Regions from separate parts of the Mus musculus genome. Here all the other regions are linked to region 4. The links are chromatin loops, found by intact Hi-C in ENCODE. Cell type or tissue: left cerebral cortex. All regions are shown on one strand. Region 1 has its middle 28 kb from the start of Gm46942. Region 2 has its middle 38 kb from the start of Gm46942. Region 3 overlaps Med13l (mediator complex subunit 13-like). Region 4 holds the start of Med13l (mediator complex subunit 13-like). Region 5 has its middle 12 kb from the start of Gm25076. Region 6 has its middle 2.3 kb from the start of Gm25076. Region 7 has its middle 8.6 kb from the start of Gm30657.

Region 1 (4,000 bases), 230 kb after region 4:
AGAGGGCATGGGCTTTAAGATCCTCATCCTTCCTGCCTAGAAGCCAGTCTTCTCCTAGCAACCTTCAGACAAAGATGTAGAACTCTTAGCTCCTCCTGCACCATGCCTGCGTGGATGCTACCATGCCCCTGCCTTGATGATAATGGACTGAACCTCTGAACCTGTAAGCCAGCCCCAATTAAATGTTGTCCTTATAAGACTTGCCTTGGTCATGGTGTCTGTTCACAACAGTAAAACACTCCCTAAGACACAGACCTTTGAATCAGTAGTTCCTTGTGTCCACCACATACTGCTCTTGGGCAAATGAGGAAACTGAGGCCTGGAAACTGAGGTCATGCAGCTGAGTTGTGGCCCCTACAGTCCCTACAACCTCTATCCCAGCTAGGAGCCCAATTTATAGCTGCTTCCTTCTTTATGTGGTGCCAACTAAACTTCTGGCTTGGCTCTCCTGGTGAGAAAACATGATTCTCTATATTTGTAAGGCTGGTGGGCAACAGACACATATCCACATGAGGTAAAGGTGTGTTTCCACAAATCTTGGTGCTCTGAGTCACCAAGCTGGCCTTTACTTTAGACTTATTTTCGTGTTTGCCTGCATGTATGGTGTGTGCACATGTGTGCAGTGCCCACAGAGGGCAGAAGAGGGTGACAGTTCCCTAAAATTGAAGCCGTATATTGTTGTAAGGTGTCATGTGGGTGTGGGATCTGAATTCGGGTCCTCTGGAAGACTAGAGAGTGCTCTTAATCTCTGAGATATCACACACACACACACACACACACACACACACACACACACACTGCCATGACTTTTTTTTAAGCTAGTATCTTATTATGTAGACCAAGCTGGCCTTGAACTCACCATCCTCTTCCTCAGCTTCCCATGTGCTAGGATTACAAGTGTCTGCCACTAGGCCCAGCCAAGCTACCCTGCATGTATATCCAGCCACTGCTGGCATAAGGCATGGTAACCCTACAGTCCATGTTTGCTTATAGAGGCAGAGCACTGCAGCTCAGGTGCCTAGCATGGAAGGAGCCCGGGATTTGTTGTTGGCACCGGGATGGGTGGTATACATCTGTTCCCAAAGAGGAACCAAGCAGGCAAGCAAACAGACAAACAAAAACTAACCGTGGTGTCGCACACCTTTAATCTCAGCACTGCAGTTTAGAGGCGGAGGCAGGAGGATCTCTGAGTGCCAGACCAGACAGGGCTACATAGTTTTCTCAAAAGGAAACAAAAAACAAAAACGAAAAACAACAAAACCCTTCAAAATAATAATTTAAATGCATGAATGCATAAATTGGCACTTTGTCAAGGTCAAATGGGCACTAAGCACTTCGCTGTCTAGCAGAAGCTCTGGGCTTCTTCACCAGTGTGTACAACAGACACTAAGCCACTGTCTCTAGGTAACAGGGACTTTCTACTCTGTCATCTTGCAGGACACTGTCATATATGCCTGTATTAGATGAGCAAAGGTGTTTTTGTGTAAGTTACCTTCCCTTCAATGCTTCCAGCCCTGTGGTGGCCTATGTGGACAACCTGTTGGCTCTCAACAACAGAAGATAGACTTGCTTACCTCCTCCGGAGGTACCCAAGACCCTGCTATAAGTAATCTGTGAGCATCACTCCTGGCGTGGCAGGGTTTACCGTTCACCAGTTATCTACACAGGAAACTGACATTCACAGACATTAAATGCCCATCGCAGGTCACATGGCTCAACGACAACTTGATTTACAGCCCCCACCCCTAGCCCCCACCCTGTCTGGCTGCCCCGGAGCCTATGATGAAGTGATTCCAATAGCGGAAAGTCATGTCACCTCTGTGCCCCAAATAACCAGGCCTGGGCTTGAGACCAAGCATCTCCCTCCGCAGCCACAGTGACCGCAGCAGCTCCCTCAGACGGCCACCTTCACCTCTTTTATTTTATTGTTTTCCCTCGTTTTATTGCCTTGGCACAAGGCCGACGGCAGAGGGTAGGCAGAGATCAGAGTCCGCCTCTCCTCTGGAAATGACTTCGGAGTTCAGCCCGCCCTCCTCCCAGTGTTTGGAACCTAACGTTCTGGAAAGTGGATCGCAGGACGGATCGCTGCCGCCACCGCCGCCGCTGCTGCTGCTGCTGCCGCCGGCGGCTTCCGCCACCGGATCTCACTTAAGGGCACAAAAGCTGGGAAATTTCAGAGCCAGTCTGGCCCAGAGGGTGGAGAAGAGGACCTGAGCTCTTGAGCCAGCCTTCAAAAGAGTCTCCCTGGCTGCAGGGAATACGGAGACCACCCGCCGGCCAGCCTGCTCCACTGCAAACAGGAAACCCCAGAGTTTATAGATGACCCCGTTACAAGGCAAATGTTTTGGAACAAATTGTTCATTTAAGTCCTTGTTTTCCACTAGCTTCTCATACTGGATTCCCCCCCCCTCCCCTTTTCCTCCAGCCCACTGTCCTTGTTAAACCAGGGCCGTGGCGCCACCTGCTGCCCATCCTGTGATGACAGTAGCGTCTCCAGTGGGATTCCGGGGCCCTGGGTCCCTCTCCCCACCTCTCAGATGGATGGGACGATAGTCCCCCTCATCCTGGCCCCCGGATTTGTGGTTAAGATCATGAGCCAAGTCGCTGGAGAAGTGCTCTGTGGCTAGGTGACCTGAGACTCCCTGTCCCCATTATTCATCCTCAGGGACAGCAGGGCTCCCACGTGCAGAAAAGACAAACCAGATGGTATCACCAGGCAAAGCCCGGGCTTGGTTTCCCCGCAGGCAGCCACACCAGCATCAGCTAACCACGTGACTCCGCGGCCTCCATTTCTTTCGGATTCCACAGTAGCCCCTAAGGCAGGTGGGATGGAAGGTCGCGCGTGGGCCTGGCGGGCAGTACACGCTCTTTCTGCATGTCCACTTGCCCAGTCTAGACCTCGTGGAAGTGATATATTTATCGCCACAGAATGAACAGGAGCCCCAAGTGTCTGGAGATGTACGTCAGCTGATAGAGCACTTACCCAACATGCATGAAGTCCTGGGTTCGATTCCCGAATGTCATATAAACAGGGCATAGCGGAAACATACCTATCTTCCTAGCACTGGGAGGTAGAGGCAGGAGGATCAGAAGTTCAACTTTACATAGCTTGATGTCAGTCTGGTCTCAAAGAAGGAAGATACAAAGAATAGAAGCCACAAGAGTTCTGGGCCTGCAGCCTGACATCAGCTCCCCCCCCCCCCCGCCCCTCCCGCTCCCCAAACCTCGGGCAAATTGTCTTCCCCCCCCCCCAAGCCTCAGTTTCCCACGGTGTGTAAAGAGGCAGTAATAGTCACTAGATCTCAAGAGGTTGAACCGCGGGGCTTAGAGACAATCTGTGCTTGTCATTCTTCCTGAAGGGGAAAGAGCAATTAGCAAATGGTTTGAGGAGGGGCCAGTGAAGGAGCAAGTTCACATCCAGGAGTGGGTTAGTGAGAATTCAGTCACCAACTGGGCCTTCTCTGCCTCACCCAGATACTTTGTTTTACTCCTTGTGGAGGAGCTCTGACTGGCACCTCGGTTTATCTATCTGTCCGATGGGCACAGCGTCTGTCCATTCGACCTGCTTCTTAGAAACGTAACAGGAATCTATCCAGTGATTTATATGAAACTGTTTAGGGATTTTTTTTTTTAAAGAATAAAAGAAAGGAAGATGGAAGGGCAGGAGAGAGGAAGGGAGGAAATATTTTTCTTCATTTAGGGTATCTCCATGTTCCTGATTGCTTTGCTGTCATGCTCCAGAGGAACTGAGGACTACCTGAGACAAGCTGGATTCCTCTTGACACAAACTAGGAATCATAGCCCACACCAGCATCAGTACCAGGGACATCTGACAACGCAAAGGCTGAAGCAGTTAAACTCTTTGCTCCCAGTGAAAGTTCCGAGCGCATCCATGACATAGGTCCCCGAGCTAATGCGGGGGACATAAGAGAGTGCAAAGAGGAGGTCAAGTTATTGAGGAAGGGGTCATTACAGGAGAGAAGAGGGCCAAATGGTATCA
Region 2 (4,000 bases), 240 kb after region 4:
AGCACACCAGGCACAGGTACACACCAGACACAGGTACACACCTGACACAGGAGCATACCAGACACAGGTGCACACCAGACACAGGTACACACCAGACACAGGTACACACCAGACACAGGTGCGCACACCTGCAAACAAGTACTGTTGCTAAGATGTCTTCCCTGGGAAAGACATAAACACCACCTACCCCTCCTCCTGAGGGCCCAAAGACAAACTGAGCTGCAAGCCCATTTCAGTTCATCCAGGAAGCCAATGAGTTATGAGGCTAACCCACAAAGCATCGATGAGGTGTTACAGACAGGAGAGTGGGTAACCTTCAAGCTGCCACATTGGAAGGTCTGCACCCAGCAACAACAGTGGTTTGCCAGCAGCTGGGTAGATAGAGTCCCTTCTCTTCCCCTCTTCCTCCCCCAACCTCCATCCATACCTTCTAGGCCAATGGCTCTCAACCTTCCTAATGCTGTGACCCTTTAATACAGTTCCTTATGCTGTGGTGACCCCCCCCCCCCAGCTATAAAACTAACTTTTGCTGCTATGTGAATCATAATGTAAGTATTTTTGGAGACAGGCTTGCCAAAGGGGTTGCAACCTACGGGTTGAATACTGCTGCTTGAGTCCCTACCCAATACCACGTGCAGTTAGGGAAGAACTGCAAACAACTGGTTGGGAGGGTTGTGGGATACTCAGGTAGGAGCCCTGTGACCCTGCTGCCCCTCCTTCCATGAGGGAAGAAGGTAAGCAATCAGCAGGCCCAGCCGTGATGATCATTGGTAAGCATGCCCAGCTGAGCTGCCAAAGGTGGTGGCAGATTGACTCAGGATAGTCCTGGATAACACACACTTACCCATGTTCATACATACATGGGCATGTGTGCCTACATGTGTGCACATACATTTGTGTGCACACAGACACATACACACATGCATGTAAATGCACATGCACTTGTGTACAACCACACACACACACAAACACACACACACATGATTTCAAGATGGCTGGCAGTGACATTAACTGAGCACACAGGCCTGTCTAACTGCACTGCTGCAAAACGGTTCCATAAAGGCAGACTGGAAGAAAGATCTAGAACTGTGCAGAGGAAGGGCTTGCCAGCAGGTGTGGACCTAGATCCTTGGACAAAGAAAACCCACAGGGGTGGCAAGCGGGAGAAGGGAACCATTAGGACACTGTGCAAGCCATGAAGAACAGAAATACTGGACAGACAGGGCAGCACTCTGTCAGGCACTGGGCAGGAGCAAGGCTCAGTCAACCTGGGATGCATGTGTCACCATGATCCTCCAAGAGCTGGACGGCATCTGTCACCTGATGACGTGATAGCTGTCTGGTCATCACAGTGTAACATAGCTCCGGTTGGTGGCGACACGCTGTGAGCCTGTGTAAACGCGACCACACTGCCAGCCATAATGAGATCTGACACCCTTGGGGGGCTCTGGGGCTCCAAGTTCAACCAGTCTGACTGAGGCAGTGAGGACAAAACCGACAAAGGGGCCCTGTCTCAAAAAAAAAAAAAAAAAAAAAAAAATCAAGATGGAGACTCCAAAAAAGCAGCACCTAAGCCTGACCTCTATACACTATGGGCCCACATGTGCATCTACACAAGTACACACACAAATGGTTTAAAAAAAATAGTAAAGCAACATCTGTCCCACATCTGTCTTGGGCGTGTCGGATGTTAGCACAGACAAGAGTTCTTTATCATCCAGCAAAAGGTCCAGAGAGTACGGGGATGGGCAGATTGTTCAAGGTCACAGGCAGCAGCTGGGGCTGACATTCTGAAGCCTGAGGCTCTCTTTCCATGGCTTCATCCCACGTACATTCTGGCAGACAGGAAGCACTCCCCGTCTCCCCGTCGTCTCGCCCCCCACCGCCAGTGAAGACTGAGGCCGCAGTCACAGACGGATGCTCCCAAGACGTACACGACTGGAAAAATCCAAGTCAATGTACAGTGTGTAGGAACGTTGCCATGGAGATGCAGACATCACTGGAAACAATCATTCCTTATCCGGACACAAAGCAGCCATTCATCTGAATGGCACTTCTGGAGGGAGACGGGAGGCCTTCCTGTGGACCTGGAGTGGGAGGGCTACAGAAGCCACCTGGGGCACGCATGGGCAGCTGACCTGGCAGAGAGGGCCATTGAGGTCTCCTCTGGATCAGGGACACAGGCTGGCTCTGAGCAACTTACTGCACACACAGTTGACAGGCCCTCGTCCAGCTGGAGGGCTCTCCTGAAGCAGCTGCAACAAGTGGCCACAGACTTTGTGGCCACTCAAAACAACATGGGATTGTCCTCTTCTGGGTCTGGAGGTCCAAGGTGTCAGAAAGAGTTGGTCTCCCTGAGGGACTAGGGACATAGTTCTCTGACTTCCTGAGAGTCTAGAGGTAGCTAGTGGCCCCTACCTCCAGTGTTCCCATTTTTTGTTTGTTTGTTTGTTTTAAGACTGCATCTCATGTAGCCCAGGCTAGCCCTAAACTAACTATGTAGCTAAGGATGACCTTGAACTCCAGATCTTCCTGCCTCCACCTTTCGATTCTAGGATTATGGGTGAGCCTCGTCATACTCCATCTCTCCCGCTTGAACACCAACACAGCAGTGAAACCCAGGAGGGGACAGACTCCACGAATCCATACTCTTTCTTTTCCTGATCCCAATTACTAGGTGGTCAAGGTACATGACCCAAAATTAGTCCATGGAAGATTCCAGAAGTTGAGCTTTCCTAAGTGTTTTGTTTGTTTAAAATGTGTATTACATTTACTTTGTGTACGGAGGTCAGAAGACAACTTGTGGGATATTGTTCTCTTCTTACACCACAAGGAATCTAGGGATTGAACCTGGGTCACCGGGCTTGGCTGTAAGTGCCTTTACCCACCGATCCATCTTGCTGGCACCACCTGTGTGGTGGTACAGACCTGTGGTCCTAGGACTCTGGAGGTTGAGGCAGGAGGCCTATGGGAGGCTAGCCTGGGCTACATAGTGAGATTCCTCCCCAACACACCCCCCCCCCGCCTCAAAACAAACCAACACAACTAAATCAGTGTTGAGTGTGTGTGGTACGGTCCTGACAACGGCTGTCAACCTCCAAACAGCAACTGTGACTGTTGTGACAATGGCTGGAGGGTATGGATCTTGAGGAGTGACTTCTGCACTGGGGCACTAGGATTTAAGAGTCCTTTTAAAGAGGTGACCCTAAGCTGGCTCCATCAGAGGACAGTACAGGAATGTGGTCAGCAGACAGTGGAGAAAGTACTGTGGAGGGCCAGGCACTGCAGGAGACACTAGAGCCACAAAGCGTCCAGAGCATTTATAAGGGGGTGGGGGTGTCCCAGGCTGCCAGAGCACAGGGTCGGGCCAGTGCCTGCCAATAGGGTAAGTGACAGGGGGCTCAAGAGCCAGCTCTCTGGGCCCATGGGGTCTTGAGTTTGAATCTTGGGTGTCCTGCATCTTGGGGGACCCTGTTTTGATGTCCGTAGAGGATACGCGGGGACCATGCCCACTTCTTAGCTCTTAGCAATTACAGCCACTGTGATTTTAGAGAGGCTCTGGGTGGCATGGGAAGGACTCTGAGGGACTGGCTGAGGAACCAGAGTCAGAGTCGCTTCATCGTCCATGGTGCTCACCAGCTTGCTCACTTTCCTTCCCAGACACAGGCTCATGTAGACCAGGCTAGCCTCAAACTCACCAGGTAGCCGGGACTGACCTTGATTAATTTTCCTGCTTCTTCCTTCTGAGTGTGCCAAACCACAGCTACATTACGCATTGCTGGGAATGGAACCCCATAGTCCTAAGTGCTAGAAGCACCCCATTGTCTGAACTATTCAATCCATGGGAGTGTGTGTGTGGGGGGGGTCTTGTTTTGTAGCCCAGGCTAGCCCCAAACTCATGATCCTCTTGCCTCAACCTCCCAAAAGCTACAATGGCAGGCCTGTACCACTTTGTCATCTTCTCCCCCTCCTCTCTGTCATCTGGAAGTCTAAACCTCAC
Region 3 (4,000 bases), 94 kb before region 4:
ACATGAACCAAATCTCTGATCTAGGATGCTTCTTTCGGATTTAAAGGGAAAAGGAAATATTAAAACCAGACTCAATAATGTGTGTAAAGTTATCATGAAGTATTATTTTGAAAAATATTTCTCAACTGATATCACTCTCCTTCAGAACAGGAAACATGGCGGTCATTTGTTTATTTCATGCGGTACCGGGAAAGAGTAGAAAGCCGGGTGGGCATGCTCTGCCATCTGCTGAACAGACATCTTAACCCTGGCAGCTCTCGCTGGCAGAGAGGATAGCTATGGTTAATGTACATACATTTTTGAGTGTTTTATTGATGGTTTTGTCTTTTGCTTTTGAGACTGGGTCTCTCTATGTAGTCCTGGAGCTCACAATGTAAACCAAACTAGCTTGACCTCAAACTCACTGAGCTCCTCTGCCTCTGCCTCCAGAATGCTGGGAGTACGTACACCACGCCTGGCAAAACAATACTTTACAATTCGATTGGAAATGAAGTATGCCTCAACAGGAAATCTTGCATACCACAAGCAAAGCTGCCTGTTTCCAAACATGCTGCTCTCTCATTTCCTTCCTTGATTTGTCCTGGAGCACTGACCACAGGCTGGCTCACCGTCCAGCTTAGATGAGAGCTCACTGCAAACCAGAGTTTCCCCGCTTTGTTTCAAAGCTGCATGCCCAATGCCCAGAACATTACTCAAGGAAGCGAGCATCTGAGAAATATCTAAGCCCTTCTTTTGGCATGGGGCTGGCATTGCTATTTCTGATACAGGTGACTTTTAGTACTCCAGCTAGAGTGACACTGTCACTGGCAGGAATGTGACACTACAGCAGGTAGAACCCAAACTGCTTTGTCCCTCTGAAATGCCACTCTTGGCAATATTAATTAGAGGAGCTTCCTGGATAAGGGCATGTCTTGAGGTGAACGGCAAACCAACCTACTCAGTTCTCACCTGCTGGTAAAAGGAATGCAGAAAACGGATGATCACAAGAAGCAGTCCAGAACAAACCCTCAGAGCAACTGTCTTCCCACACTGGGGCAGTCAGACGTGCCTGTGATTCCTTGCTGTCCAGCAGGAGCAGTAGCTGCCGTGGCACAGTTGTCACAGTGCAATCCCGTCACCTCACACACTGCTCTGCTACTCTACCACAGCTCCGTTTACAGAAGAGCAATGCCTGCTGTCCTGTTTGCTTCCCTTGTCTGCTAATTGTTTTCCTGTTTGTTTACTGTGTTGTTTTAAATGTGTCCTCTACCCATCCGAACATAATAACCATGAGAACAGACAGACAATAGGGCTGATCAAAACAAATACATATCCATTGAATTGAATTTAATAGAGATCAAGATGTCAATAAAATTAATCTTCAACTCACAACCTTATTTCTATACAATTCAATTAACATGCTAAGTATCCATACAGGAGCCTAATATGAGGGCAATTAAATAAACCCCAATTAATTTGCTACCATTCTGTATTCAAACCATTATGGAGGCTGGAGGCCAGCTGTGATCACACACATGAAAGGAATGCAGGCAAGCAGCAAACATTAGGTGGCGGCAGCACACTGTATTATGTGCCTCCTTCTTCACTTGTAGAAATCTGACCTATATAAACAGGATACACAAAGAGCTTTACATGTAAAAAATATGAATGGTCTAATACGGAAAATATATAAATAAAGTTATCCCTTAGTAACCAGGTTTTCCACATTATTTCTATAAAAAGGAAAACAGAACAGAACAACCCGATTGACCAGTGCCAGTGAGTGTGGCAATTTTCTGTACCATCTCACTCTCCATCTAAGCAGCCAGCTTCACCTTCACGATGGAAGACCATGCCTGCTTCTCAGCATCCTAGACACACAGCTTTGCGGGCCACATGCACTCACCAGCATCATCCTGCCTGCTGGCCTGCTTCACTAGCAGCCTGGCCAGTCGGTCGGTTGGTCGATCGGTCGGGCTCGGTATGGTGGCTAAGGTCTCCCAATTCCTCCACTTGGAGCCCGCCCATCACTTGCAGCTCAGCACAGCTCACTGAACTGTCTCCTGACACCCAGCCCACCCCTCTTCTGTTCTCTCGAAGTTAGACAGAGTAGCTCTATGGCTGTCGTCCTCTCATCCTGAAGCACACTGAGAATTGTGTGTCTACCTTGCAGGGGACTCTCCTGAAAGTAGAAGGTCTGGAAAGTTCAGAATGGCAGTCACACCCCTGTGCTTGGCTCTCCACACCACCCTCTAGCATACGACATACTTTATGCCCGTGGCTGACTTCTTTATCAAACTCCCCTACTAGAGCTTAAAATCCACAAATCAGGTTCAGATTTTCGCTTGGCTTCATCCCCAGGGCCTGGTAAACAGTGGCACTCAAACACTTCTGAGCAAATGTTCCCTCTTATCAAACAAGTACATCTAGAAATAGGGCTGTAGCTGCTTGGGGCTGGCCAGACATGTGGCTACAGATGTTCAAGGTACCTGAGCTTCAGAGCGAGACCCTACTTCAAAGGGAAAACAACCAAAACCTCCTACTATTATTGCCACTTGTTTTTTAAGGTCAAGCTTGCACAATTCATATATCCGTGTACATAAAAAACAAAATGACACTTTTAAAGCAATGATTATTTAAATCAAGTCTGTCATCTTGTTCATCACATGCTGGAATATTCTGGGTTGTTTGTTTGTTTGTTTTGTTTTGATTTTTAAGTAAAACCTCTCTTTACTGTGTCTTTATTGGAAGTATGAACATCCAAACTGTTTATTCTTCACACATACAAATGGGCCTTTCCCTGCCTGCTAACATATTAGCTCATTTGGTGGCAGGCTTTGCCAGTGGGTTCCGACTACTTCAGAACTCTACTTTAGAATGAACAGGTCTGTTCTTGGCCAGATAAGTCTAAGATCAGCACTAATGGCTAAACTCTGGACATAAGTGGCTAATACCAAACCACTAACTACGGCTTGCCCACACTTAGTCTGTCCTCTGTCCTGTTTGCGGCTGGTAGAGTAAGCACTTAACAAGAGGTGACAGTGGTGACATTCTCAGCATACAGGACCTCTCTAACGCCCACAGCCCCACTAGGTTACAATTACCACAAGCTCCCTAGAGGATGGCAGAGAAAGCATCTCCTGAGTACATCAAGGGACAGCTGGCTCTGGGGCCATACACTTGAGTGTCTGCTTTCTCAGACTGTGCAACAGAACACACTTCAAAGAGAATCTTGCAAAAAAAGGTTGGAGAAGGGCTTGGGGTGTGCTTCTTTGCTTGCTTGTTTGGGGGTGGGAGGGTCCTCACATACCCAGGCTGGTCTCAAATTCCGTACACTACTGAAGATGACGCTTCTTAATCCTACCTCTACCTCCAGAGTGCTAGCTGATTATAGGCATGCATCACCATACTTGGTTCTGTGAAGCTAACTGTAGAGCTTAGGACGCTGTCCAAGCCTGGAGAAAGTTCATTTGGGGTTGGTTTGGGTTTTTTTTTTTTTTTTTTTTTTTTTTTGGTTTTTTTCTTTTTTTTTGGTTTTTTTTTTGAGACAGGGTTTCTCTGTATAGCCCTGGCTGTCCTGGAACTCACTTTGTAGACCAGGCTGGCCTCGAACTCAGAAATCCGCCTGCCTCTGCCTCCCAAGTGCTGGGATTAAAGGCGTGTGCCACCACACCCGGCTTGGTTTGGTTTTTGGAGAAAGACTAAAGACAGATTTAATGGATGCTGCGTTCCTCCCCGCTGGGTGTCAGAGTGAGTAAGGCAAGTGTTACTCAGCCACATCAATGCACACTGAAAATAAAGCCACCGTGCTTCCCTTTGGGAACACAACGCACGAACAGACTCTGCAACTGTCTGCTGGTCACAAGGCTAAGTGAAAGGAACCGATCAGCAGAGCAGGGGACGCGGGCCTGCTGCTTTCCTGGGCATCTCTGTGGACAGGTGTGGGTGGGTCACAGTCCAGGGCCACTGTAGTCACCAACTGGAAACTGTGACGCAACACAGAAGCAATGCTCTAAGTCAA
Region 4 (4,000 bases):
GACCCCCAACTTCTAACTGAACCTCGAAACAGCCTCAGGATAAAATTCGGGGTGATCAGGAATCAGCCTGCTTACAAGAGTGGGAGCAGGGGGACTGTGTCACTCCTGTGTCTTTGTAGGCCAAAATCATGCTTGATTTCTTCATCAGCATGAAAACAGAATGACACTTCCAAAGTTGGCAACAATTCCTCTTTCTCCACTAGTCTCCAAGGGGAGAAAAAGCATCTATGCCACCCATAATTAAATGTAACTAATTACAATTTGAACACTAAATTATTTATCCAGTGTAAACAAGGACTAAAAGGAAATAAAGCTTCTATCTGCAGCAGGGGTTCCAGAAAATAATTTGCAATAAATGCATGCTCTCCAAAAGTCAGCACCCTCCCCCCCAGCACCCTCCCCACCAAAATTGGGCACACAACTAAAATAAGTTGAGTTTTTAAGGCTAAATTAAATAGGCCGTTCAACCAATTTTCCAATTATATTCTACGCTTGAAACATAATTGCCTTACATCTGTTTACAAATCTTTGCTCAATATTTAAACAAATTCGTACTCTCCCGGGCACATAGCTACACACACACAGTAACTCAGGCACAAAGCGCGTATTTAAAGACCATGCACTCCCATTATCAGCGTAAGCGCCGGGTTTAACAACGCGAATGTTTTCAGAGCTAGGTAATACGACCCAATAAAAAGCAAAGATGGCATTTACCACCAAATGTCACTGCCACCGCCAGGAAAGAGTTGCTGGAGCTCTATACATTTTTAATTTCGACGAATCGAGCCGCCGTCGCCCGGTGCCAGGCTTCCAGAAGAACAATTGACACCCTAAATGGTTCGAGATTAAGGCAGGCGATGCACTTCCAAAGCAAAAGTTGTCAATTATCAGAGGCGAGAGCGGGAGAGAGGAGAGGCGAAGGCAGATAAAAGCGATGTTATCAAACCGCCCAGCTTGTTGCTCGTGTGTGTGTGTGTGTGTGTGTGTGTGTGTTCCTTGTTAAAGCAGAGAAAACAGTTTTTAAAGGCAGCGGAGGAGAGCGAGGAGCAGCAGCTTCCTCCACCTTCCGTGGGCTCCGAGCAATGGCTCTCCCGCTCTCCGGCGTAGTAAACCCCGAGAGGCGGGCGGCTGTCCGTGTTTACAACGGCGCGAGCGAGCTCCGGCTGCCAGAGTCCTTTTCCCTGACACCATCGCCTTCCATCAACTGTTTTCGGGCGAAATCGCAGGTGTCATTGTGGAAATATTAAAAGGAAAAAAAAGGGAAAAAAACGGAGAAACAGAGGAAGAGAGAAAGAAAAAATCAGAAGGCAGACGCCGGCGAGTGGGAGAGCAGCCGATCCGATCGGGAGAGAGAGAGAGAGAGAGGACGAGCCTGCAGCTCACCCGCGCCGGCGGCTGCACAAGGCAGAAAAGCCTTCCACATTTCGGGGAAGGAGGAGAAAAAAGAAAAAAAAAGAAAATAAGGGGGGAAGGGGAGGGGAGGGGGTGTGATTGCCACGGAGGTGGGCGCTCCGAGCGCGCCCCGGCGTCCGCAGCGCCCCGACTTCCCCACGCACGTCCACGCCGGGCGCCGCGCTCGCCGACGCCGCCAGGGCTCCGGGAGGAGAAAGTTGCGCGGCGGGGAGGTCGCGCCCCCCAACCCGGGCTCCCCCCCGCCCCGCCACTCACCAGCGAGAAGAGGTTGGAGTGACAATCCTCCAGGCTCGCCCCGTTCGCTACCCAGTTCGCCGCGGCGGTCATGGTCCTCCGCGAGCCCGGCCGCCAGAGCGGGGCATGTCGGAGCGGGCCGGGCCGGGCGGCGGCGGCGGCGGCTCCCGGGCACCAGGGGCGCGAGGCCCGCGCGGGAGGCCCGAGGGCGGCGGTGGCGACGACGGCGACGACGGCGGCGGCGGGGGGCGCGGGCCGGCAACGCCGCCCGCCTCTGTCGCGCAGGGCCGCCGCCTCCGCCTCCGCCTCGCCGCCTCGTCGGCCGCCTTGTTTATCTCCAAGCCGGCGGGCGACTCGCCCTCGGCCGCGCCGGCGCGGGAGGCACGCGAGCCCCGCAGCCGCCCCGAGCCGCCGCCGCCGCCGCCGCCGCTGCGCGAGCCCGCGAAGGGGGGGGTGCGGACGAAGCCAGCGGGCGACCCCGGCAGCCGAGCGCCGTCCCCTCCTTCCTCTTCCTCCCCACCCCCCCCCTCCTCCCCAGTCGGCCGCGCTTCTCCTCCCTCCCCGGGCTCGCTCGCTCTGACAGCAATGGCGGCCGCCGACCGCGGCTCGGCCCGCCATTGGCTGCGGCGCGTCACGTGACGGGCGCCGGCCGCGCGGGGGGCGGGGGAGGGGCCGCGGCGGCGGCGGCGGCGGCGGCGGTGGTGGCTCGCGGGAGGCGCTGCTGAGCCGAGCGAGCGCGGCCCTCTCGGAGCGGGGTGACGGAGCCAGGGAGGGAAGAGAAAGAGGTGCGGGCGGCCGTGGGACGCCGGGGCTGCGTGGACGCCCCGCCCTGGGCGCGGGCGCGCGTCGGGCGCGGGCCGAAGAGGGCCGCGGCTTCCCCGGAGCGGCCTCCGAGCCCCCCTGGGGGAGCATCTCGGGTCCCCGAGGAGCGGCGTGGGCCGGCCCGGCCTGGCCGAGCGAGCCGAGGAGTGTCTCCTCCTCGAAACCTCGCGCGCGACCGCCCGCCGGCCTGCCTGCCGCAGCGCACCGGGCGGAGGAGTAGGACTCAAAGAGACACAAAGGCAGCGAGCGAGGTGCTTGCCCGGGGTCGCGGGATTCGAACCCAGGCATCGGGAAGCCAGGGCTCGGGACTCACTGCCTCCCGAGCGCTGAGCTCCTAAAGCATCCCGGCTGCTGGAGCCCTTGGCGCCCACTCTGTGCGTGCACGCAGGCATTCCTTACATAGATGATCCCAGCGCTCTTAGGTGCCACATTCACACTGGGCTATGTGGAGGGGAGCAGGCCCTTCCTCCAGCTCCAAGCGGTCAATAATAACCAGCATCCCTTCTTCAGAGAGTAATGGGACTGGGAGAAGTGCTGATGCCGGAGACTGCCTTCCAGGACTTTTCGTCGTGGAAATAGAGAAAGGGAGAAAGTTGACTTGGAAAGAGGTAGAATTAGGCAGGCGTATCTCTATGAGTTCCAGGCCAGCCTGGTCTACACACTGTCTCCAAGAAACAAAGGAAGAGTAAAACGCTGGAAAGAGCGGTGGAAGCAAAATAAAGCGGGCACAAATCTGACATATGAATGGAGTTTTGAGACTACCACAAACCTTAAACCCTGGAATGAAGGTGGCCCGAACACATAGGTCATTTCACAGAGTCCTCAGAATCGGGGTGCAATAGCATCCCCAAGGTCCCAGTTACTGAGTGGCTCAACTCCTGAACTATCTGAATTCAGGAGGCTCTGGAGAGGATGCCAGGAGCTGGCTCTGCTACACCTAGCTGTGACCCTGCCCAGCAAAGTTTAACTATGCCTCATTTTCTAATCTGTCCAAAGCAAATCCTAATTGCTGACCTGCTGACCTCAAGCCAAGGTCACACATTTCCGTTAAGATGCTATTGGGGGAAGGGTTACAAGGGGGAGTTGCCCGACACTTTATGCACACATGTGGTATTACTGAGACCTGAGCAGTCAGATGGTCCATCACACCCAGAATCCACGCATACTCATCACACGCGTAGGCAAAAGGCTATGAGCTGGTCACAGTCTAAGCAAGTCATAAGGGGAAGGAAAAGGGGGGTGGGATGCTGCACAGAAGCAAAACCAAACAAATAAGAAACAGTTTACAGGGCTGGAGATTTGGCTCAGCAGTTAAGAGCACTGACTGCTCTTCCCAAGGTCCTGAGTTCAAATCCCAGCAACCACTTGGTGGCTCACAACCACTCGTAATGAGATCTGACTTTCTCTCTTCTGGTGTGTCTGAAGACAGCTATCGTGTGCTTATTTATATATATATAATAATAAATCTTTTAAAAAACAAGAAAAACAGTTTACAGATTAGGAATGCTAGCATTTCTAATAAAATAAATAA
Region 5 (4,000 bases), 280 kb after region 4:
TCCTGTCAGTGGGATACAGAAGGGGCAGTCCTCCCCAGAGTCTGGAGACCTCCCTGGATTCTGGAATCCTCCCTGGAGTCTGGAGTCCTCCCCAGAGTCTGGTCGTATCAGCTGGGTGGCTGGCAGAGTCTGGAGTCCTCCCCAGAGTTTGGAGTCCTCCCCAGAGATTGGAGTCCTCCCTGGGTTCCTCCCCAGAATCTGGTCCTATCAGCTGGGTGGCTGGCAGACAGCATGGGGAGCTGATGGGTGGTCGTGGCTCCAGGCCCCACACAGGGTATTTCTCCCATCCATCTCCCATTGGTAACAGAATCAATATCCACTTAAAAACCTCTGCTGGCCTCCCACTGCCTACAGGAATCTGTCCCTTCTCTGCATCACAGCATTAAAAGTCCTCTGCAGCCTGCCCTCCCCCGACCCACCAGCTTCATCTGTCTACCTCCAAACCACACCAAGCAGGGTGCTTGGGAGAGCTGAGACCAGCAGACCTGGGAACAGCCATCCTCTATTCCTTAGCCCATGACCTTGGCTGATCAGCCTTGGCTGATCCAGCTACATCTGAGATCTTCATCTGTAAGCACAGGCTAGCACTCCCTAGATGCTGGGGGAGGCAGTGCGACCGTACATGTGTAGAATCTGCACACCACTCACCACAGACTATGGAAACCTTGGTTTTCCTCTTCCCTCCTCTTCTGACCTTGGTGGAATCCCTTCTTCCTATCTGCTAATCTCCTTCCTTGTAAACCCTTCCCAGGCCACCCACTTTATGGTCCCCGATAATGTAAATTGGCTCACAGTGACGGCCAACACCTACAGTGACTACATCCTGTGTTGATCTGCTTCTGGTGGTACCCAGTGAAGAAGTTCATGGTCTCTATACCACTTGGTATAATATAAATGTAGCCCCGAGCAGCACAGATGTTCAGCTAATGCTTGCTTTGTGTGTCTCTGGGATGCTATCTGTCTCTTTTGGTTTGGGTGGTTTGGTTTACTGAGACTGGGTCTCACTAGGTAGCTCAGGATGGTCTCAAACCTGTGATTCCCCCTGCCCTGGGTCTGTGTCCCAGTGTTGGATTTACAGATATGGACCACCATGTCCAACCTTCGGTACTTTTTGTTATTTGGTTTTGTTGACACAGGGTCTTAGGTTGCCCAGGTCAGCCTCAAACTCTTGATGGGGCCACAAACCCTCTCTGTTGTTTTGAACTCTTGACCCTGCTGCCTTCAGCTCTCACGGGCTGAGATCATGGGTGTATTCAACTAGTATACATTTTTTGGAATAAATATATTTACCCACCTATTCTCTGTAAGCCTCTAGCACCTACTTCATTATCTATATTACAAGAAAAAGACTGAATGGGAAAAAATTAACAGGATTACAGAGTGTGGATGCAGACGGAGGCTGCCCCCGCTCCTGTCTCCCCCACCACCACCACCACACACACACACACTGGGTTTTAATCTAATTCACACAGATCTTTGCTTACAATTTTCCGCAATGTTCTGCCGTTTCTTACATTCAAGCTCAGTGCACACCTGTTTACACGCAGTGTAACCCTTGGGTGCAATAGCGGCACCTTCTCTTTCAAATGGAACGCTTCTGAACAGAGAAAGGCAGGCAGAAGCACTCTGCCTCCAATTACACATGCGCAGGCCTCCAAAAGCAACCTCTTAGGGCTCTTCCAGTCCACAAGCTTGAAAATGTAGGAACAGATGCTTCCAAATTGTACGGAGAAATAAACAAACACATCAATGACTGCCTGGCTAGTCCCTGGGGGCCAGAGTCAGTCTGGAGGACACTTTATGGCCAGTGAGAACCTGGAGATGGAAGTCCTACTTTGTAGACTCGAGGGATGAAGAAGAAACCGCATCAGTTTGGCGTCTCCTTTGAACCTCGTGCTCCTCTGGAGTCTTCTGTGTCTATTGTTTCATATCACTTTATTCTTAATTATTTTAAATATGCACTTATTAATGGGGTAGGAAGCAGGGCCTGAGTCACGTAACTCACGTGGTGGAGGTTGGAGGGAACTTGCGGAAATCCCATTCTCTCCTTCCACCATGAGGGCTCCGGGAAATGAAATCAAGTCACCAGGATTGGTAACAAGCACCTTTACCTGCTAAGCCATCGGGCCGGCCCCGGATTACTTTAATACCCATTCTGTGGATGGGCAGAGAAGGAAACTGAGGAGGGCGGGCGCATAGGTATGGCAGAATTCAAGCCCCCTGCAGACTCCATATTCAGCCACGGGATGCTGGCAGGCTGGTCTTGGCTTCTCCTCTGCTAGAGAGAGACATGCTCCCTGGGATGCCCATGCACTTGGGCATGGGTAACCCTAACGCCCTCTCCTCTCCCCAGGCAGGAAGATGCCTATTCCTAGAGAAGCCAGGAGCTCACACAGAGGGAGAGGGGTTGTAGTGCCCCCTTGTGTTGGGAGGACCAGCAAAGCACACCCCTGGAACTCTGCACCCCTCTTTCTACCAAGGGTACGTTGGGCTGCAAGCAGGCTCTGACTTTCTACCACCGTATGTCAGTCACTCCGCTCCCATCTCAAGTTCTAGAACGGCGCTGGCCCAGCGTTCACAGCGCCTAAGATGTGACTGTGTGTGGACTCACCTCCCAAGATGCCGGGCAAGCCACATGCAGTCCACACACCCCGTGCTCCCTTCTGAGCTTCTCTTCTTTTAAAAGACACGTCTATCTATTGTAGTACAGTGGACCTCTGTGATGCCCAACACGTCTGTACGAGGAATGTTCCCAGGCAAGTGAACGCTGTCCTCACCCTGTCTTGATAGGTTTAACACCCTCCTACATCAGCAGGGAGGGAGGGAACTCCACTTCCGTGTGCAAGGGCGTGGCGAGAGCAGACTGTGATTTGGACAAATCCAAGTCTTGGTGTAACTGATAAAAGACCTCCTGTTGTCGTATCAAAGGAGAGAGTTGTTGTTGCTGCTTGCTTGCTCTCCTTCTTTCTCTCTCTCTTTCTTTCTATTCCTTTCTTTTCTTTCTTTGGTATTTGTTTTGCCAAAAGACTTTCTATGAATTTCTTTTAAGAGGCTTCTGCCATGGGATGGGTTCTTTCCAAAGACTCTACAGCCTGAAGTTACTTGGGAACTTCCCTTCTCCTGGTCAGCCTCAGTTTCTCCTATCTGTAAAATGGAGCCATTCGTAAAGAGTCAAAGGTACTCTCTTCGGGCTTCCAGGACCTTGGATTTGGAGCTCATGTCACCTTTAAAGTGTTACACTGCTAAGTCCCGCCTCTTCACATGACAGACTGTGGTTTGCATGTATTCGGCTTGCCTGTGACAGGAATTGGGGTGGTCATCTGTCAAAATCCTCTGCCTGAGTGGTGCCTATACCCTGGTTATCAATGAACGGTGTGTGCGCACAGGCACACGCTTGATCAAAGCACAGACCTCCCTCAGGTTTTTTTGCAATATGCAAGCTGTCACAGATCTCAAGGCAAGATATTATGTCTGATAAATAGAGGCGGACAATAAATGATTTCTATATTAATATCACTAAAAAAGTGTCCCTCTCCTGCAACTCAACGGAGACTGGAAGGCCAGTGGATATATAAGAGGAGGCTACAGATACCAAACAGAGACTGGTCCTGTGACAGTTGGGGTACCCCACCACCACCAGCACTTCACAATTCACTCCCCCCTCCCCTGCCCTCTCCTCCTTCATCTTTTTCAGTTCAAAGAAAAGGGGGGTCTTCATTTTCCTCCTGCTGATGGGGGTTGATTAGCAGTCAGGTGAAGCAATACTCAGGGGACAGCACAACAGATTAATTAAATCACTCTGGCTGGCTAAGTGGTGACACTGTGATTTATAGCGGCGCTCACTCAACCAGACAGCGGGCTTTCCTCGAATGCCGAAGGAAGGAGGGCCAGGCTGGCCAGTGGTTACAGACCTCGGGCACGACAGACTTTCAGGCCAAGCATTTTTACCCTTAAGGCAGGCAGAGGGCCTCCAGCTGGGCTCGAATCTCTGGCCTAGGAG
Region 6 (4,000 bases), 290 kb after region 4:
GGAAAAGCAGCATGCAGAATCAGAGGCTAGCAAAGATGCTACAGGGATCCGATGATGTCTGCAGCGTTCTCTCCTTCCCCTCCCTCTCCCCCTCCCTCTCTCTTTCTCTCTTCCTGTAAGGACACTGAGCTAGGCTTATCATAGTGCTTCCTCTGAATTCAGCTTCTTCTTCTTCTTCTTCTTCTTCTTTTTCTTCTTCTTCTTCTTCTCCTTCTTCTCCTTCCTATTTTAAAATCACAATGATTTTCCTAGCATGTGTTTATGTATAGGTGTGCCACTGTACACAGAAGATAACTTATTGGGAGTGGTTTCTCTCCTTCCACCATGTGGGTCCCAGGGGTCACAATCGTGTTGTCAGGCTTGGCAGCAAGAGCCTTTACTTATTGAATCGACCCACCCACCCATCGATCATTTCCTTAAAGGCCCTCCCTCCTAAAAAACAATATGGGGCTAAGGTTGCAACTTAGGACTTTGGGGACTCACAACTCAGCCTATGACAAGGACCACAGGACTGTAAGATGCAGCCACTTGTCAGAGCTGGCCTAAAATGCTAAGTTCCCCTTCTAGGACAGTCGAGGACCAGGGGATAGAAAAGGAGGCTGGAGAGAAGGTCCAGTGGTCAAGAGTAGAAGAGGACCCAGTTTCTATTCCTAGTGCCTATGTCAGGTGGCTAAAAACTGTCTGGGACTTAGCTCCAGGGCCTCCAGGGCCTCTAACCTCCGTGGGAACCTGCACTTGTACACACACACACAACTAAAAATAATGAATAATGTCTTTTTTTTTTCTAAAAAAAAAAAAACCTTTTTAGTGTAAACTTTTGCTTAAACAATAGTCCCAATCCCAGGCCAATTTCAGGGCAAACACCTAACCTGCTACTCCTAGGGACCCCACTTCCCATATAGCAGGAGCTGTCTTCCCAGTGGAGGGTACCCCTGGCTAACGCCAGGAAGCCAGTGCAAATCTCCCCTGAATTTGTGTCCATAAAACAGAGATGAGAAGACCTACCTAGGTCAGGAGGGTGGGTGGCAGTTGAATCATAAGCGACCTATTTAGCACCATGTCGCACAGGGCATGCTCACGAGGTGCCCTCCGGAGATACCTGGAGACACCTGGTCTGGATTTCTCACCAGGCAGATGGTTTGTGTGTGACCTTGAACGGAGAAGAACCACAGAGAGTCGGTATCTTCTTCCACCTAGGAGATCAAAGCGATGAACACCTCAGAGAAGGCGTAGTGGGAATGGTCCCTTCGTGCTCCTAATCCCTGTCACTGAAGGATGGCTAAGAAGATCTACCTATGCTTTGTCCTGGCCGGGACCGAGGCTGAGAAGGGGGGCGCCGAGAGACAGTAGCTCATCGCCAGCAGGTTTATTTCCTCCTCTGAGGGCCCTGGTCCCCCCAAAATGCCAGGTCTAGGAAGGAGTCCTGATTTGCTGCTGCCACCAGATAGCTCTCTACCCATAGTCATTGTTTTGGCGGCATCCTGGGGAAGTCTGATCCGCAGTCAACACCAGGCTCACACCAGGGATAGAAAAAAAACCTATGCAACTGGCGCCACCAAGTGGCAAAGTCAGCAACTACCACTGTGCGTGCCGTCAGCCACCAGCACTGAGCCGCGTTGGCTGCAGCCAAATAGCAAGAGCCTTAAGATCATGCCTGACTTGGTCTGTGGTCCCCCGCAAGGCTAAATCAGGTCAGCGAGCTTATTTGTGTCAAATAAATCAGCCGAACCGACGGGTGAGCTGCCTTGACACTATTTGTCTTGGGTTAGCGCTAAGCTCAGACTTCAGGCAAAAAACCTAGGCAGGTTTGGATGCCAGGATGGAGCCCAAGGAGCTTAGTCTGAAGGGCCGTCCAGATTCACACCCACCCGGAAGGTTTGTGTTCAGCACGGGGGAAGGGCGCTGCATAAGCCTATAGGAGCCAGCATAGCTCCAAACAGAGGCTGCTAAGGAACTTTTAGGGACACCCTTACACAGAAGTTCCCGAAACTTTTAAAAATCCACCATGTGACTGAGGCCCTAGCTGATGGGGGTCGGACGGGCGACAGGCACTGCCCCAGGTATACATCTGCCTTTCCCCATGCTACCTCTTCAGAAAGATGTTGGTCCCTGGAGCCTGCCTTGGACCTTTTTTTATTTTGAAATTTCAAAGATTTATTTTTATCGGTATGGTCTTTTGTCTACATGTATGTGGGTTTACCATGTTCATGCCTAGTACATACAGGGTAGAAGAGAGTATTGGAACCCGATCGACTTACAGATGGCTGTGAGTCACCGTGTGGGTGCTGAGAATCAAACCCAGGTCCTCTGGAAGCAGCAAGTCCTCTTAACTGCTGAGCCATCACACCAGTACCATTTTTTTTTTTAAAGTTTTATTAGTTTCTTTGTAAATTTCACATTATGCACCCCAGTCCCACTCGTGTCCCCCTCCTCTCTCATACCCAGCCTATACCCTTTCGACCCACCCCCAGCAGAGAAAAAAACCTCTTCTTAGAAGCTGTAGTGTGTCCCAGTGTCACACAGTGTACCCTCTTGTCCACACGTCTTTGCTTGCAAATGTTCATTGCAAGAATTCATCAGTCTGATAAGAGGCCTCTCTGACTTCCATTACTCTATCAATGCTGATTCCTCACTGGGACGCCTCTCAGATAGCCTGCTGTTGCCCTGTGTCATGGAGATCCTGAAGTTTGGATCTGTAGGACTGGCCCCTTTGTGCACCCCGGCAGTTCATCAATGACGGTAGATGTTGGGGTGAGCCAACTCAAAGCCCTGGATCTGGGCCCTAGAAGTAGCAGAGCTGCTCAGTCAGTCCACTGGCTCTCCTGCTCAGAACCGACTCACCAGCAACCCCTGCAATCCTGGCCAGCTCTACCTTGCTACCCAGGGGAGATGCAGGGCCCAATTTCCTGAGCATTGCAGCTGGTGAGGGACAGGACCAGTTCTCCCACTTTCACGACCCTGGGGCCATAGGTGGCAAGGGGTGAGGGTAGGTGAGGGAGGAGGGCATCTCTCCCTCACCCAAGTTGCCACACCACAAAAAAGTTGCTGGAGCCGGGCACTGGTGGCACACGCCTTTAATCTCAGCACTTGGGAGGCAGAGGCAGGCGGATTTCTGAGTTGGAGGCCAGCCTGGTCTACATACAAAGTGAGTTCCAGGACAGCCAGGGCTATACAGAGAAACCCTGTCTTGAAAAACCAAAGGGGGAAAAAATTGCTGGGCCAGCTCCCCCGTGCTCACACCCTTGGGGCCAGTTCACCTGAGCCCTGGCCATCAGGGTCAGCTCCACTGTGCTGTCCAGGTGAGGTGTGGGGGCTTGCTCTCCTGAGAGCTGCAGCAGGTGAGGGGCAGGGACAGCTCTCCTCAGGTGCTGAGAGCAAAGAGGGGAGGGGATCAGTCCCTTATCCATGTCACCACAAGGAAGATAAGTGTCAGGGTCTGCTCTCCTACGCTCACATCCTTGGGCCAGCTCACCCGCAACTCCTGCAGTGTATGGGCCTGCTCTCCCAAGCACTGCAGCTGGCTAAGGGCAGGGTCAGGGCCGCTACTCCCATATCCCCCTTAGAGGACCAGCTCTGCCATGATGATCAGGTGAGGGGTGGGGCCGGTTCTGCATAACCCTCAGACATCAACCTGTCAGACCAGGGACATCGGCCTGGCCATTGGTGGTAGCAGACCCGTTACTACAGGGCCACGGACCCAGACATGGTTCCTGGTGGCAGCACAGGCCAGGATCCCACCATGGTCCCAGATGGTACATCACCGGTTACTCACATCAGGCTGTTCCCCGATACCCTTAAATCTCCAGTTCAGCCTCTCTTCATTGTACCCACACCCTTCTTTCTTTTTCATTTCTCCACCACTTGCTCCTCTTAGAGGTGCCCAGGGTCTCTGGGGTGTCTGGGGTTATCTCAGGAGTGGTCTCAGGAATGCTATCTCTCATTCGCATATTATGGCCCCAGGCAGGAGGCATCTCAAATATGGCCTTCTTGCCTCCACTCC
Region 7 (4,000 bases), 140 kb after region 4:
ATTAGATTTTTAGTAGGAAAGTAGCCCTGTTGTGACAACCCAATGTATCTCCAGATATGCCTGAAGGGTCCCCTGGGGGAGGGCAGCCTCCTGGAGTGGGGAGGGGGAAACACCTTTGCTCTTCCTCATCCAAGGCACTTTGATTTCCCCAATCCCCATAGCTTCCCAGTACTATGTGTGTTGTTGTGGCTGGTGGTGTCACAGCAGTGTGGTCCCAGGGTTTTCTGGGCACAGGGTGCGTGATAGTGTATGCCAGGTTGATCCCTAGAACCATCTCTGGAGCTGCTATGTGGCGAAGCCAAGGGGCTGCCCTTCATCATTCCGAGGAAGCTGTGGTCTTCGGCTCCTACATCCCTCGCTCTCTCCCCTGTCCTCTCTGCCTGAATCCACCTCATCCTCCTTCCCACTAGGCCACCTCCTCATATCAGGAGAAGAAACCTTCCAAGAGGCTGGCAAGGTGGTTCGGAGAGTAAGGAGACCTGAGTTCAATCCCTAGGGCCACGCGGTGGAGGATGAGACTGAATACATACAGGTTGACTTCTGATCTCTTTGTAGTTCAGAAATCCCATCTCTGGTGAATTGGCTTTGTAGTGAGGAGAACATGGCCTCTCTTGACAGTAGGGCTTGAGGGAAGCTGGGAGTTCCTATGAGAAGAGCCAGAAGCTGAAGTAGATGGGCCGAAAGAAGCCCTTGGGGACTCCCCAGTCAGTTCTGTATTGTGCCTGGTGGGCCCCATTTCTCATTGCTCATGTTCAGTTTAGTCCAATAGGGTCAGGCCATCATCCTTTCCTACGGCCGGCCGGCCAAAATTGGCTGGTGAGCATGCCCGGGGCCTCCTGATGGTTTAACGATCACATTTGGAGCAAAGGGAGTTTGGTGATCTGGGAGCATGGGGGACCTAAAGCCCTGAAAGACAGAGCAGAGGACCTGCTGTCCCCAACTGCCTCCCACCTTCCAAGCCTCTGACCGTGCTGATCTCAGTCAAAAGACTTCAGACTTCACAAGGGACACCCCCCCCCCGGGGGGGGGTTGGCACTTGTCTTTTGCAGAGCATGTTTCCAGAGCTCTCAGCTTGCCCTGAGTGGCATGGCAGATAATGAGAACATAGCCACAAGAACCTGGGGGAGCAATCGAGCCTGTGGCTCTCACCTCCCTCTGAGGACATCCACTCTGCTTCTGGTCCAGGGATACAGAACAGTCCTGGGAGCTTCCAGGCCCGGAGGAAGATATCTGGGCATCCTAGTACCACTCAGCTCCATTCTGCCCTTGACCCACAGAAAAAGTGAACCATGCTGGGGAGGACTGGAGGAAGATTGGCCATGGGATCTTCCCTAATGAAGTCCAGATGGGTGAGCACGTGTGTACACGTGCGCACGTGTGCTAATCCTCGTGTGCCCCACCACGGGCGGCGCATGACATCTTCACCCTACCAGCTCAGCTCTGAGGTCCGTAGGCATGTGCTCACGTGTGCACACGGCAGGCATGCACAGCCGCTTGGCATGAACCACGTTGGGGGTGCCACTTGGAGCAGGAACGATTTAATGTTCCAAATTGGGGCAGCAGTGGGGTGTGGTACCACGAAGAGGGTTGGTCAGAGCCAAGTCAGAACTCTTTATAACATTCGAGGTATCCTGCTTATTCTCCAAGGGTAAAGAGACCCCCGCAGGGTCTGGGATTCTGGAAAATCCACAAGTAACCACCTTCCAGCCAACCACCTTTCCTGACACTTCCCACCGGCATGCCCAGATGGTGCCTGAGATATAATCGCCACGTAACTCCTCCCCTCCCACCCCCCAACACACGCCAAGGCTGCAAGCCATGGAATACATTTCAAGCCACGCTGTAAACTGTGCTTTTGGATGTCATTGAGCCCTCCCGTGCCAATGACATCACAGTTTCCATGGCAACTAATATAATTAACATGAGGGAAGGTGCAAGGAGAAGGGAAGGCAGAGAAGGAGACGGGTAGAGTCCAGCCTGGAACAGAGAAAAGAACACGGGGTGCAGGGAGGGCAGAAGGACCCATAAATTCTTCTGCCACTTGTTAGACCGGCCCCCTGGACGTCACCCCCCCCCCCCGCCTCGTGGCAGGGTGGGGGTTGTGGAGGGTGAGCTCTTTGGCAAGCTCTGTCTCCTACAAAAATACAGAAAGGGCTTTGTCCCCTCTCCAGTTGCGGAGCTGACCCAGAGGAGCAAGCCTGCCTCAGGTGGGGCGAGAGCTCCTCTACGCTCCTTGGCTCTTGCAGGGTCTGGTGAAGCCAGGGCCTGGTGGGGCTTTCCTAGAGCCCAGCTGGGGATATGCATACTCCTATGGGAACACAGGTGACTGTGAAGTTGAAATGCTTGAACAAGAAAACCAGTGTTAGATTTTTCTTGCCCCTCTGCTAGAGGAGAGGTTGCAAGGGTAGAGGGCAGGTATGAGGAGAGGGGGGCATGAGTGGGATGAGGGTGCATGATGTGAAATATACGGAGGATCAATAGAAAGGTTTTGGTGTTGGTTTGTTTGGTTTTTTTTTTTTTGTTTGTTTGTTTTTTTGTTTTGTTTTGTTTTGGTTTTTGGTTTTTGGTTTTTAGAGACAGGGTTTCTCTGTATAGCCCTGGCTATCCTGGAACTCACTTTATAGACCAGGCTGGCCTTGAACTCAGAATTCCACCTGCCTCTGCCTCCCAAGTGCTAGGATTAAAGGCATGCACCACCACTGCCTGGCAGAAAGCTGAAAGAAAGAAAGAAAGAAAGAAAGAAAGAAAGAAAGAAAGAAAGAAAGAAAGAAAGAAAGAAAGAGAGAAAGGGAGAAAGAGAGAGAGGGAGAAAGAAAGAAAGAGAGAGAGAGAGAGAGAGAGAGAGGAAGAGAGAAAGAGAGAAAGAGAGAAAGAAAGAGGGAGGGGAGGGGGAGGGGAAGGGGGAGGGGAGGAGGAGGGAGAGGGGGAGAGGGAGGGAAAGCCAGCACTTCAGGTCACAATAATGACCCTTTACCCTTAGCTTGGTGCTAGCTTCCTGTGAGCCACGTTGGTTAAGCTCAGCTCTGGGACTGTTATTATTATGATGATGATGATGATGATGATGATGATGATGATGATGATGAAGATGAAGAATGTATGTGCATTGGTGTTTTGCCTGCATGTGTGTGTATTTGAGTGAGATTCTCTGATTCCTTGGAACTGAAGTTACAGACAGTTGTGAGCTGTCACATGGCTGCTGGAAATTGGACTTGGGTCCTCTGAAAGAACAGCCAGTGATCTCCTGAGCCATCTCTCCAGCCCCAGGACCTGTTTTGGTTTTTGTTGTTGTTGTTGTTTTGTTCTTTTAAGGCCCTGAAAGGACCATGTCTTAAAGGTTGGTGTTATTAGGAGATAGTGGAACCCCATGGGAGGTCTTCAAGTCAGGATCATGGTACTCCAGGCCTTTGCTCCCCTCTTCTGCTCCCTGTCATAGGCAAGCAGTTTCTTCCCCACTGCCTACTCTCATAGTGTGTGTAGATTAGAACCCTTAACTCCAACCTTTTCTATTCACAAGACAACTAATTTGGTGTTTTTGTTTGTTTGTTTACATAGCAACAGAAAGCTGACTAACTGGCACTTGGCATTTCATTCCCAGTCTTCTTCTTCTTCTTCTTCTTCTTCTTCTTCTTCTTCTTCTTCTTCTTCTTCTTCTTCTTCTTCTTCCTCCTCCTCATCCTCCTCCTCCTCCTCCTCCTCCTCCTCCTCTTCTTCTTCTCCTTCTCCTTCTCCTCCTCCTCCTCCTCCTCCTCTTCCTACTCCTCCCCTTCTTTCTCCTCCTCCTTCCTCCTCCTCCTCCTTCTCTTTCTCTGCCCCCTCTTCCTCCTCCCCTCCTCCTTCTCTTCCCCCTCCTTCTCCCCCTCTCCTCCTCCTCCTCTTCCTCCTCCTCCTCTTTCTCTTTCTTGTTCCTCATCTTTATTTAAAAAGAAAGAAAAGAAGATTTATTTGTTTTTATTTTGTGTGCACAAGTGTTTTGCCTGAAGGCATATAAATGTGCTTCATG

Evidence for each region. Peaks named below come from ENCODE experiments on the same cell type or tissue, not always from the same donor. Only the 100,000 strongest peaks of a DNase experiment are listed, where the experiment ranks them.
Region 1: a loop joins it to region 4, with 8 times the contacts of the local background. A loop is called at or near these places in 19 of 42 quality-filtered maps.
Region 2: a loop joins it to region 4, with 2.2 times the contacts of the local background. A loop is called at or near these places in 19 of 42 quality-filtered maps.
Region 3: it touches region 4 in a loop (2.1-fold over the local background); 3 of 42 quality-filtered maps call a loop at or near these places.
Region 5: a loop joins it to region 4, with 2.6 times the contacts of the local background. A loop is called at or near these places in 11 of 42 quality-filtered maps.
Region 6: a loop joins it to region 4, with 2.6 times the contacts of the local background. A loop is called at or near these places in 10 of 42 quality-filtered maps.
Region 7: it touches region 4 in a loop (4-fold over the local background); 9 of 42 quality-filtered maps call a loop at or near these places.

Annotation. Positions count from the first base shown.
Region 1 is chr5:118,330,201-118,334,200 of GRCm38, reverse strand. No RefSeq gene overlaps it. Among named protein-coding and RNA genes, the nearest start is that of Gm46942, 28 kb to the left of the region's middle. In left cerebral cortex, CTCF peaks have their summits at 605 (motif pointing right), 2,263 and 2,467 (motif pointing left); DNase peaks (open chromatin) are centred at 2,112, 2,485 and 2,695; H3K4me3 peaks cover 1,027 bases; H3K27ac peaks cover 1,622 bases.
Region 2 is chr5:118,319,894-118,323,893 of GRCm38, reverse strand. No RefSeq gene overlaps it. Among named protein-coding and RNA genes, the nearest start is that of Gm46942, 38 kb to the left of the region's middle. In left cerebral cortex, no CTCF peak of the experiment used is centred here; a DNase peak (open chromatin) is centred at 1,918.
Region 3 is chr5:118,652,743-118,656,742 of GRCm38, reverse strand. The region is part of intron 2 of Med13l (mediator complex subunit 13-like); the gene reads right to left. Among named protein-coding and RNA genes, the nearest start is that of Med13l, 94 kb to the right of the region's middle. In left cerebral cortex, a CTCF peak has its summit at 1,538; DNase peaks (open chromatin) are centred at 1,554 and 3,792.
Region 4 is chr5:118,558,526-118,562,525 of GRCm38, reverse strand. It overlaps Med13l (mediator complex subunit 13-like), which reads right to left and starts at 1,807. Exons shown (of 31, transcript NM_172424.4): 1 at 1,669-1,807. The coding sequence starts at 1,740. In left cerebral cortex, CTCF peaks have their summits at 1,574 and 2,399; DNase peaks (open chromatin) are centred at 1,331, 1,703, 2,361, 2,639 and 1 more place; H3K4me3 peaks cover 2,836 bases; H3K27ac peaks cover 1,759 bases.
Region 5 is chr5:118,276,757-118,280,756 of GRCm38, reverse strand. No RefSeq gene overlaps it. Among named protein-coding and RNA genes, the nearest start is that of Gm25076, 12 kb to the right of the region's middle. In left cerebral cortex, a CTCF peak has its summit at 2,423 (motif pointing left); no DNase peak of the experiment used is centred here.
Region 6 is chr5:118,266,761-118,270,760 of GRCm38, reverse strand. No RefSeq gene overlaps it. Among named protein-coding and RNA genes, the nearest start is that of Gm25076, 2.3 kb to the right of the region's middle. In left cerebral cortex, a CTCF peak has its summit at 1,569 (motif pointing left); a DNase peak (open chromatin) is centred at 1,553; H3K4me3 peaks cover 241 bases.
Region 7 is chr5:118,420,171-118,424,170 of GRCm38, reverse strand. No RefSeq gene overlaps it. Among named protein-coding and RNA genes, the nearest start is that of Gm30657, 8.6 kb to the right of the region's middle. In left cerebral cortex, no CTCF peak of the experiment used is centred here; a DNase peak (open chromatin) is centred at 1,817; H3K4me3 peaks cover 429 bases; H3K27ac peaks cover 2,159 bases.